2 separate regions of the Mus musculus genome follow, and region 1 is linked to region 2. The links are chromatin contacts, found by POLR2A ChIA-PET in ENCODE. All regions are on one chromosome and are shown on one strand. The core of a region is the stretch at or near the end of the contact, and the rest is flanking DNA. Distances in the headings are between cores, read along the strand shown. Region 1 holds the start of Txndc16 (thioredoxin domain containing 16). Region 2 holds the start of Styx (serine/threonine/tyrosine interaction protein).

Region 1 (5,321 bases), core at 870-3,369, 130 kb before region 2:
GCTCACAACCATCTGTAATGGGGATTCAATGCTCTCTTCTAGTGTGTCTGAAGACAGCAGCAGTGTACTCACATACAAGAAATAAATAAATAAATCTTTTTAAAAAAAGAAAAATGTTTTAACAAAAACTCTGAAGTACTAGCTAGGAGGTCAAACAGACCTCAAAACTGGTCTGAGCACCACAAGAAAAGGGTTATCTGACATTGATAATCAATAAATGAGCCACCTCAAGTTGGCAAAACTGTTGCTACAGCAATTTGGAGATGAGACATACCTAATGAGTCTACAATGAGTGTGTACCAAAGTTCTTACCGTTAACAAGCTTATTTTAAGCACTAAGAGGCTTGCAAACAGATTCGTATTGTATAGTAGCTGCTGTTGGTTGTATTTAACAAGGTATGCAAACACAGATTCCAGGAAGCACCAGCAAAGACAGGCAATATGCAAACATAAAATGTAACTTACACCCAAACTATTCCTTGTTCCAAGTAGCATGCTGACCAAACCACCTCAGCCTTGAAACAAAAGCCCATATACTCCAAAACCAGTTTGAGATCCTGCCAAGATAATGATAAAACTGGCAGGACCTGTCACAGGACAAGGTCAAGGACCATGGAGAACCATGCTCTAGGGCACGCAGAACGAGACCTGCTGGCTGCTGATCTGTACTGCTGTGTACTCAAGTTCTCTGAAGGATCCGCATCTGTATAAAGACCTTGCAGCGAGCTTAGCCTGTGCTGAGTAAAACATCATGGAAGACAGAACATTATAAACAAGAACCAAAAATCAATCCTGCACTTCCCCTTTCCCTTTCAGTCAAAGCTGACCATCCACATGTGTATCTGGCTAAACATCTGTAACATAGCCTCCACCATACAGCTAATGAGAAAAAGACAACATCTAAATGCTGGAGAGTCTCCTGCCTCATTATAGTCTTCCTGATGAGCCTACCACTGAATAAACACAGACTTAGGGCTTTCTTTTCATTTTATCATTATTGTACATGTGTGTGCATGATTACACTTGTGGATGGTAATACTGTCTGGTGTCTGGCAAACTACTGGACCAGAATAAGTACAGAACAGATCTTAAGCCCCTTTGTAACATGTACTTGGTGGTGGAGGACTGAGAAACAGCCATCTTCTTAAGCAGACCTTAAGGAGGGAGTATTTAGGAAAGGCTGGATATTGGATGCTCCAGTAAATATGCTGTCTACAGAAGCACTGAATCTGCAATGAGAGGCTCACTCTGAGAACACAGGATCCTTCCTCATCTTGCATTACTTTGACTGATTTGCTACCAAATACCAAATACAAAAAAAACACAAAAAACAAAAAACAAAAAAAAAAACCTTCATGTAGTGGCCAACATACAACCGTTCCTCACTTATTTAAAGCAGAAATATACCTCTTATTTTGTATCTCTCAGTCTCTGATGAGAATAGCACCACTTGTTCCAACACACAAGCAGAATCTCACACAAACTCTTCCATTCTGGACAATCACCACATTGTTACTGCTCCGCGCTCCCCCCACCCCTCCCCTGCCCACCCCTGCGCCCAAGAGAGCTTTCTAAATTGCAAGTTTCGAAGAATCACCTTCCCCTTGGAGAAGGCCTCAACGTTCATCTGTTCCCAGGACCACCATCCTTCAGGACCTCTTCCCAAGAGAAGAAAGGGTTGATTACTTACAGTTTCCGCTCGCGCTTTGCTTCATTCGCTTTCCTCGCCCCGTGTTTCCTCCAGCTCAGAAAAAGAAAAGGGGGGGAAATGAAATCAAAACCAGCGTCGTTTGGTGCCCCCAGAAACAGGTGAACTGAATCAGCAAGCAACCTGGCTGGAGGGACGTTTGCCGAGTGCTGATGTGCATGCAATCCTGCAGGCAAAGTCTTGAGGCCCGCGCTGCTACCCACCTGCCTGAGATTCTCGTGCAGAGATGAAAGGTCTCTGAGGACAGCACGTCCCGCCATCAGAGTAGAGATGGTGACAGAAGGCGGGGCAGGGGCTGGTCCCTACGGCGGCTCCCAAAGCAACTACGCCTACCTGAGAAGCTCACCGCCCACGGCCGGCACTGCCTCCGCAAAATCAGTCTCTTGGGCGAAAAAACAACCCCCGAGGCTCCGCCTGCTCCTCGTGCTCCTTACGTAAGAGATCCTCCAACCAATGGACGGTCAGGGGGCGGAGCGAGAACAGCCCCAGGTGACAGAATCTGGAGTCCTCCCGCCGGCGCGAGGAAGTCTTGCAGTTGCTGGGCCAATCAGCAGCGTGGGTGGGAAGAGGGGCGGGGGTAAAAGAGGAGAAAGCAGAAGGCCAATCAGATCAAAGGCTTCTGGAGTGACAGGCTCTGAGGCCTGTGGTATTCCGAGTGAGGCGCCCGGAGGGCGCGCCCGCCCGGGCCAATCGCCGGCAGCTCACAGTGCGGAGCGAGCGCCTCAAAAGCTCGGGTTTCTCAGCTGATTGTCTCCAGCCGAGAGTTGTTTGCTGCTGCTGCGGAGCCGAGCCGCGGCCCGAGGAACCGAGCCCCCCGGGGGGAAGGGGAGGCGGGCCCGAGGGCAGCCGCGGCCATCGCGCGGGGCTGCGACTCCTGTCACGGCGCTGCCCGGGGCCGCAGGCTGGGGCGGGCGGGAGGTCCGGGGGGCGCTCGGGCCGCTTCCTTCCCGCGCTCCCTCCCCGCTGCTCGCGTCCCCTCATGAGGGTATCAGTGTCCGGGCCGGCGGCCGCCGCGGTCCCCACGGCCGGCCGCGAACCCTCGACGTCCGGCGGGGGCGCCGTCGCGGCCTCGGGCGCCGCGGTTCCCGGTTCGGTGCAGCTGGCGCTGAGCGTGCTGCACGCGCTGCTCTACGCCGCGCTCTTCGCCTTTGCCTACCTGCAGCTGTGGCGGCTGCTCCTGTACCGCGAGCGGCGGCTCAGTTACCAGAGCCTCTGCCTCTTCCTGTGTCTCGCGTGGGCAGCGCTCAGGACCACGCTCTTCTCGGCCGCCTTCTCCCTCAGCGGCTCTCTGCCCCTGCTGCGGCCACCCTCTCGCCTGCACTTCTTCCCGCACTGGCTGCTCTACTGCTTCCCCTCCTGCCTACAGTTCTCCACGCTCTGTCTCCTCAACCTCTACCTGGCAGAGGTAAGGCGGGAGGACCGGCGAGCGGGGGAGCGGGGCCGCCGGGATCCACTCCTGCCGAGACGGAAGGGGTCGGGGCTGGGGGAGGTGGCCGGAGGGCAGTCTGGGGACACTGAGACACTCCTGTCTTTCCCTCTCCCTCAACTTAAGCCGCTGATGGACTCGGTGCCTGAGGGGGTTGGAGAAGTGTGAGAGAGAGAGTATGCGTGCCCCGACAACTTAAGGCAGTGGGACACCCTTTGTTCAATGTCCCAGACCTCCACGTAAGGCGTTGGTGGCGACCACAGAGAAGCATCGTAAGAAGTAGCAGCTCCGGTAGCTCTGTCGAGGCTGGACCGGGTTGAGGGAGGTTGGATGCTGAAGTAGAGGCAGCTCTGCTGAAGCTGGACCGCTGCCAGCCATTACGTCACCAGGCAGAGCTGTTCCTCCGCTATTGTTGCTGCGTTTCTTTTATTAGAAGCTTATATCCCCCCCCCCCCCCGCATCTCCTTAACTGTGGCTCGATACACCTTGCACAAATTCTGATCGATCGCTTCCCCGACGGGGTGAACGATCAATAACCAATGCTGCGGGACAGTCGAAGGACCTCCATAAAGCCCTTAGTGTTTGTCCCAGTTGCTGCTTGCTTTGGCGATTTAGGCGGTCTCTTACAGCACAGCCCTTTGGGGGAGAGCTAATTAGGAGAGAAGATACAAGCTTAACCTGTGCCTGTTGCAGAAACAAACCACGGAACTATGTTTTTTGGTGTTTTTGATTTTGTTTTTCCAACAACTTGCTTAATAGCTGGAGTCTAATCACACCCCCTTTCTCTTTTACGGGGAATTGCTGGTTGGATTGCATTGTTCTGCAGCACATTTGACCCATTTCAGACAGGTTGGGGGTATAAGGTTGTCAATCATGTCTATCTGGTATTTATGCCTTATTATTTTCAGGTTCCACCCCCCCCCCCCCAGTCTTCTTTTCCCTCAAAATACGAGCTTAGGAGAGGAGAAAAAAAGGTGACATCATACACTTAATACTGACTAATATAGAACGGTATTGGTCTATGCAGCTAATCCTCTCAAAGGCTTTTGGAGGTGATGAGAATTAACACAGTTCCAAGGAAAAGTAACCCAAAAAAGGCACTTTTGAATCAGATTGTGTTTATATTTCCTACATAAACCAACTCTTTTTTTCCCCTTAATAAACAGGAAAATAGAAAGCGTTTTTAAAATCACAATTGTAATTTCAGCTATATACAATTGTTATATATACAAGCTATATCCAATAAAAAACAATTATTGAGTAACAAAACCAAACTTTATTTTTATTCTCTAGCAACATAATACCATAAAAAACCTCATAATACCACAAAAATAATGCCACACTCTTAAGCAAAAGTGAAAAGCATATGCAATTGTAAATCAAATAAACATGCTACAATGGTATCATATTTGGGGATCATCCAGTTGCTTAAGGTTTTATAACACATATTTATAGGTAAACTGATACTGAGTTCTTCTTGACACTTCTGATAGTACATTAGTAATTTCTCATTATTGAAGACTTACTTTAGCCTCAGATACAGTTAATCTACCTGAAAATGATTAAAAGTCAATTTGCTAGGAGCATCAGATACCACGGGTGTTGTCACCCCCCCCATATGTCTTAAAAAATTATATATGCAATTCATTGGACCTTGCTAACATCACCCTTTCACTTGAGATGTAACACATAACCAGAAAGTGTACACAATCTTAAACATGCAGCTAGGGAAGTGTTATGTATGTATACATCCAAGTTACCAACAGCCTGAGTAAGATCTTGGATGCCTTAAGGGTTCCCTTGTATCTTCTACCAGACAGCACCTCTCACTCAAAGGGAAAGAAAGTGGCCAAACATAATAGGAAAAATATCAACTATATTTAAGCACAAAATTCTAAAAAGTATTTCTAGAACAAAAAAAATAAAGATTATCTACATAGTTTTCACATGTTATCACTGGTATTCCAAGTAAGAAAACATTAAAGTCTGAAAGTCTTATTAAATGAATCACTTGTTTGTGTGATACACTTTTTTGGAAAAAGCTCTTACCCTAGAAAATATAAATTTCAAAATACTGTACTGAAGCTCTTTTGTTTGATTGGTTGTTTCTTAGTATCTTCTGGAAAGGGCTTATGGGTTGCTTGCCTTTTATAATAACACTAAAAAGTTTAGGACATAATACTTGAA
Region 2 (4,923 bases), core at 1,060-3,559:
GTTTGGTGATGTTGCATTTACTTCAGCAGAATTTACAAAAGACATCCTGAAGCTTTTCATATTTGCTTTGTGAGCATTTTGTACAACATTCAAAATGATTGAGATAGTAGAGGAGAGCATTTCTTATGACTTATTTTATATTTTGTTTTCCTCGTCCTTAAAAAAAAAGCAATAAAATCTGTTTTAAGTTGTCCTATATATACTCTTGTCTTTTCTAAAAGCACATTTATTCTTGTCCTTTTGGATTAGTAAGTATATGATTTGAAAACCTGGATGAAGTTGAAAATTAAAATAGGGCTTTGAATTTTAAACAGTACTCACAGAGTCCACAAGAATGTCTTCTTTTATAGATCATAGAGTGTGGGGTTATGGAGTATATACATGTACTTGTGTCTTCCAAGAAATTCTCTTTACCTATTGCAGTTAGGTATTTGATAATTTTAACTTTTTAAAGATTATGACTGGAAGTAATACTTATAATTTGGTTTATGTGAAAAATAATTCCCTTTTTGTGGTCTGGATCCAGGAAAAGTCTGTTCATGGACATGTAATTTTACATATATGTGATTTCTAGCGATCTATTATTTCTTAGGTTCACCAGTGGATTCTATAAATATCTTCCAGTAAATACCAGGCTGAGAGTGTCTACTCTATGGAATGTTAAATGTTCAAAACAAAAGTTCTGTTACCTGTACACAATTCTAATTTCATGTGGCAATCAAAAGTTGTATAAGGAAATTGTCAATGTCTAAAAATTGAGATTATTTATAGTTAATTCTTGTTTAAATAAAGACATCAAACTTCAGTTTCATAAATACCAAAGGACTAACCATAAATGATCCAGCTAGGTATGTAATTCTTCTTTTCTCTCTCTCTCTCTCTCTCTCTCTCTCTCTCTCTCTCTCTCTCTCCCTCCCTCCCTCCCTCCCTCCCTCCCTCCCTTTCTCTCTCTCTCTCTCTCTCTCTCTCTCTCTCTTTGGTTTTTCGAGACAGGGTTTCTCTGTGTAGCCCTGGCTGTCCTGGAACTCACTCTGTAGACCAGGCTGGCCTCGAACTCAGAAATCTGCCTGCCTCTGCCTCCCAAGTGCTGGAATTAAAAGGGTATGCCACCACTGCCCAGCTTCCCCTTTCTTTTTGAGACAAGGTCTCACTATGTACCCCTGGCTGGCCTGGGACACTTACTGTGTGGGTTAGGCCAGTCTCAACTCACAGACATTTTCTTGCCTCTCCTGAGTGGTGGAATTAAAGGCATTTACCACAATACTTGCCATTGGATTATTTTTTAATTAAAAATTACTAGCAGGGTATTCTGTGCCTTTTGTAATTCTTAAAGCTGGATAATAGTTTATGTAACACTAGAGAGCATAGACCATCTAATTAGCCACCTAATTTTTGAACAGCTATCCTGTATATTGAACATGCATTACATATATGACAACATGAAAAGAGTTAAGAGGAAATCCAAGTTAAACACGCGGTCCTTCCACTTTAAAGGATTTTTTTTTTTTTTTTTTTTGATAATGACAGTCCTGAGGTCTCTAGGAAGTAGTGTTAAAATACAGTGAAAAGTAGTGATAGTCTTAGTTACACACTTTGCAGCCTTCAGTGATTCCTTCAGTGAGACCAAAGGTGGTTCAGAAGTTCAAACCAGGCCTTTAATCATTTCATCTCAGAACTCTTGTAAATTTGAGGACCAGCCTGGTGTACATAGCGAGACCCTGAAGAAGGTATATTCTTCAAAAATTATTAACTCTAACGCCAGCTCCTCACACAATCATCTTTTATGTTGAAAAATAGGCTCGGAGAAATCTTAAAGAGTACCGAATACAATTTAGTAAGTAAACTATCATTTACATTTCTGATGACTTTTTTTAAGAATCATTTTCTTGAAATTTTCTGGATAATTTGAGTTGTTAACACTCCGGAGTATACCTAAGAGGCCACTTTCTACTTTGTTTAAAGATGATGGGTATCTCGGGGTTTTTTGTTTTTGTTTTTTTCGTAGTCTAACATGAATTTAAGCTGAACTCTTCCTGTTTGGTTATGACTTCCCCCACGGATTGGATCGAGCAGCATTCCTCTGAGTGTGGAGGACACTTTGAAGGGACGGACTCCCATCCCATTTGGGAAGGCCTTGGCCCCGACCGCTCCTCCCCTACGGCCGCAGCTCCGCCCTGCGGGAAGCTCCTCCCCCCGCGTCTGCGCGCTCGCGGACGGGCGGGGCGGAGGCGCGCTGACACCTGGCGGCGGGGGCGGGCCGTCGGCGAGCGTGGGCTGGGATTGGCTGGGCCGCGTGGGCTGGGGCGGGAGGAGACGGTTATGGGCTCGTGCCTGGGTCGGATCCCGGCTCTCTGAGGGGCGCGGAGACCTGCGGGAGGGACACGGCCGCAGCATGGCGGCCGGCAGCGCACCGCCCTGCCCTCCGCCTTCCTGTCGCAGCCGCTTGGATCCTGTGGTCCGCGAGTGCTTGCTGTGAGCCTGCCGCGCGTCAGCCCCCCCACCGCTCGCCCGCCCGCCCGCCCTCCTTCCCTTGTCGCCTCTGCCAGCCCGGAGGGCGGCCGGGCGCACCGCGCCCACCCACCGGGGCCCTGGGACCATGGAGGACGTGAAACTGGAGTTCCCCTCGCTCCCGCAGTGCAAAGACGACGCCGAGGTGAGTGCCCGGCGGCCCGCCCTGCCGCGGGCAGCCCCCGGGTCTCCGGCCAAGCAGCGCCTCTGGCCCAACTGTCCCAGACTCTTCCCTTTCCCCTTGGGCGTGAAGGGGCGTCAGTGAGGTCCTCCTCCCGCGGGACCCTATCGGAGGAGCCAACCCGGAGAGTACTCTTGACCACTCGCCTCGGCGTTGAGGCTTTTCGTGAACACAGACTCTTCCTTACCAGAGCAACACGCTGTGGAGTTGTTTTTAATCTGAGCTTGATGTTAGATTCACATGCGGGACACATAGCCAGCCCCACGTGTGGAATAGATCGGAGGCGTGAACTCTGGAATTGCACCCCTCTAATAGTACTCAAGTCAAAAACCAACCACCACCACTACCAAAAAACCCACAAAAAACGATGACTAGCGTGGGGCGGGGGGGGGGGGGGAGTAGAAAAGCTAAGCTTCTTTGAATTTGAAAATTTTTAGTAACAAATCTTGCCTGTACTATCGAGAGCAAAATTCTCCCAATTTATGATTTAAGGGTTCTTTTCACCCCACCTTGATTTTTTTCTTTACCTAACATCTGTTGCAAATATTTTATGGTACCAGAAACTGTTAAGTTAGAGTTTGCCAGAGGCTAAAATTAGTGACAAGGATTCTTACCTGTGACACTTAATAGGATCAAAAAAGGATTCTAGAGTTTTGCTTGTGTGTTTGATATAAGTCCTGGCTGTCCTGGAACTCACTAGACGAGGCTGGCCTGAAACCCAAAGAGATCCACCTGCTTCTGTACCCCAAATGCTGGGATTGAAGGTGTACACCCCTTAATCTCTCAGTGTTTTAAAGGTATTTGGGACTACTCTTGGCTGGCACACTTGTAACCCCTCTACTTGGGAGGTGGAAGGAGAAAGGAGGGGTCACTGTAGCCTTGGTTCTATAGCAAATTTGAGACCAGTCTCAGTTACAGATGAGATGGAGACTTTATACCAAATGCTCAATTCTATTGAATGTCTTCATTTGATTCAGATCACTTTTTTGTATTTGTTTTGTTGTGATGGTGGGTTTTTGAGAAAGGGTTTCTTTGTAGCCCTGGCTGTCCTGGAACTTTGTAAGACAAGGTCTTGTGTACCCAGGAATGTCCCCTGTTCTCCCAAGTGACTTACTGTCATTTGAAGGATTCTCTTTCTTATTTGTAGTAGTGATGGTTGAGGCATACATAATATACATACATGCACAAAAGCAAAACACTAATACATGTAAAGTAATAAAAATCTCTAAATAAAATTCTGGGGACAGATAAGATTCTTTAAATAGAATTTAAAATAGAAGTATAAATAAAAATAGACACAATGTTAATACTTTTGTTTTAACAGAACACTTTTAAATTTTTTCTTTAATAAGAATCTGTTTGGGGAATGCCAGGGCCAAAAAGCGGGAGTGGGGGGGAGGGTATGGGGGACTTTTGGGATAGCATTGGAAATGTAAATGAGGAAAATACCTAATTTAAAAAAATCTGTTTATAAAATTGGTCTTTATAGCCGGGCATGATGGTACATGCTTTTAATTCTAGCACTTGGGAGGCAGGGGCAAATGGATCTCAGAGTTGCAGGCAAGCCAGATCTACAAAGCAAGTTCCAGGACAGCCAGGGCTACACAAAGAATCCTTTTCTCAAAAATTAATTAATTAATTAATTAATTAAAAAATAAAATCGTGTTTTTATAAAAAGCTATTAGGGGGTCAGGGGCAGGATCTAATCTAAGCCGGCTTCGAACTCACAGGGATCCACCTGTCTCTGTCTCCTGAATATTGAAATTAAAGGTGTGCTACTATGCCCAGCTTGAAAGAAGTTTTTAAAGATTATAAAATCTTATTTGTGTACATAACGGATGTCCCTGTGTATGCACTCAGTCATTTATCACTGTGGCTATTCTGAGCAGGGTCTCTGCCTGAACCCGGGGCTCATGTTTTCTTGGCAAAGCTGGAAGCCAGAAATCCCAAGCCGTCCTCCTGTCTCTGCCTAAGTCAGAGCTGGTATTATGCATTTGAGCTTTCCTGGCCTGTAACATGAGCACTGGGATGGGAGCTCTGGTCTTGATGCCTGAGCTACCTTTCCAGACATGCTTTCATACAGGATTGCCATTTATTCTTGTACTTTTTTGTTTTTTACAAAATGTTTTTTTCTGAGCTTGTAGCACTGAGCTTATAGAACAGGTATTATGCTGCCAATTTTATGTCAGCCTAACACAAGCTATAGTCAGCTGAGAAAACAAGCGGAGAAAACT

Evidence for each region. ChIA-PET counts read pairs that join two places held with the same protein, here RNA polymerase II (POLR2A).
Region 1: POLR2A ChIA-PET joins it to region 2 with 10 read pairs in embryonic stem cell. The contact joins the promoter of Txndc16 here to the promoter of Styx in region 2. POLR2A ChIA-PET finds 5 or more read pairs at or near these places in 3 of 5 experiments (Patski and embryonic stem cell).

Annotation. Positions count from the first base shown.
Region 1 is chr14:45,217,306-45,222,626 of GRCm38, forward strand. It overlaps Txndc16 (thioredoxin domain containing 16), which reads right to left and starts at 2,120. Exons shown (of 21, transcript NM_001310534.1): 1 at 1,912-2,120; 2 at 1,691-1,744. It overlaps Gpr137c (G protein-coupled receptor 137C), which reads left to right and starts at 2,412. Exons shown (of 7, transcript NM_027518.2): 1 at 2,412-3,113. The coding sequence starts at 2,688.
Region 2 is chr14:45,348,877-45,353,799 of GRCm38, forward strand. Styx (serine/threonine/tyrosine interaction protein) reads left to right here and starts at 2,310. Exons shown (of 11, transcript NM_019637.3): 1 at 2,310-2,653. The coding sequence starts at 2,597. It overlaps Psmc6 (proteasome (prosome, macropain) 26S subunit, ATPase, 6), which reads left to right. Exons shown (of 14, transcript NM_025959.3): 14 at 1-195.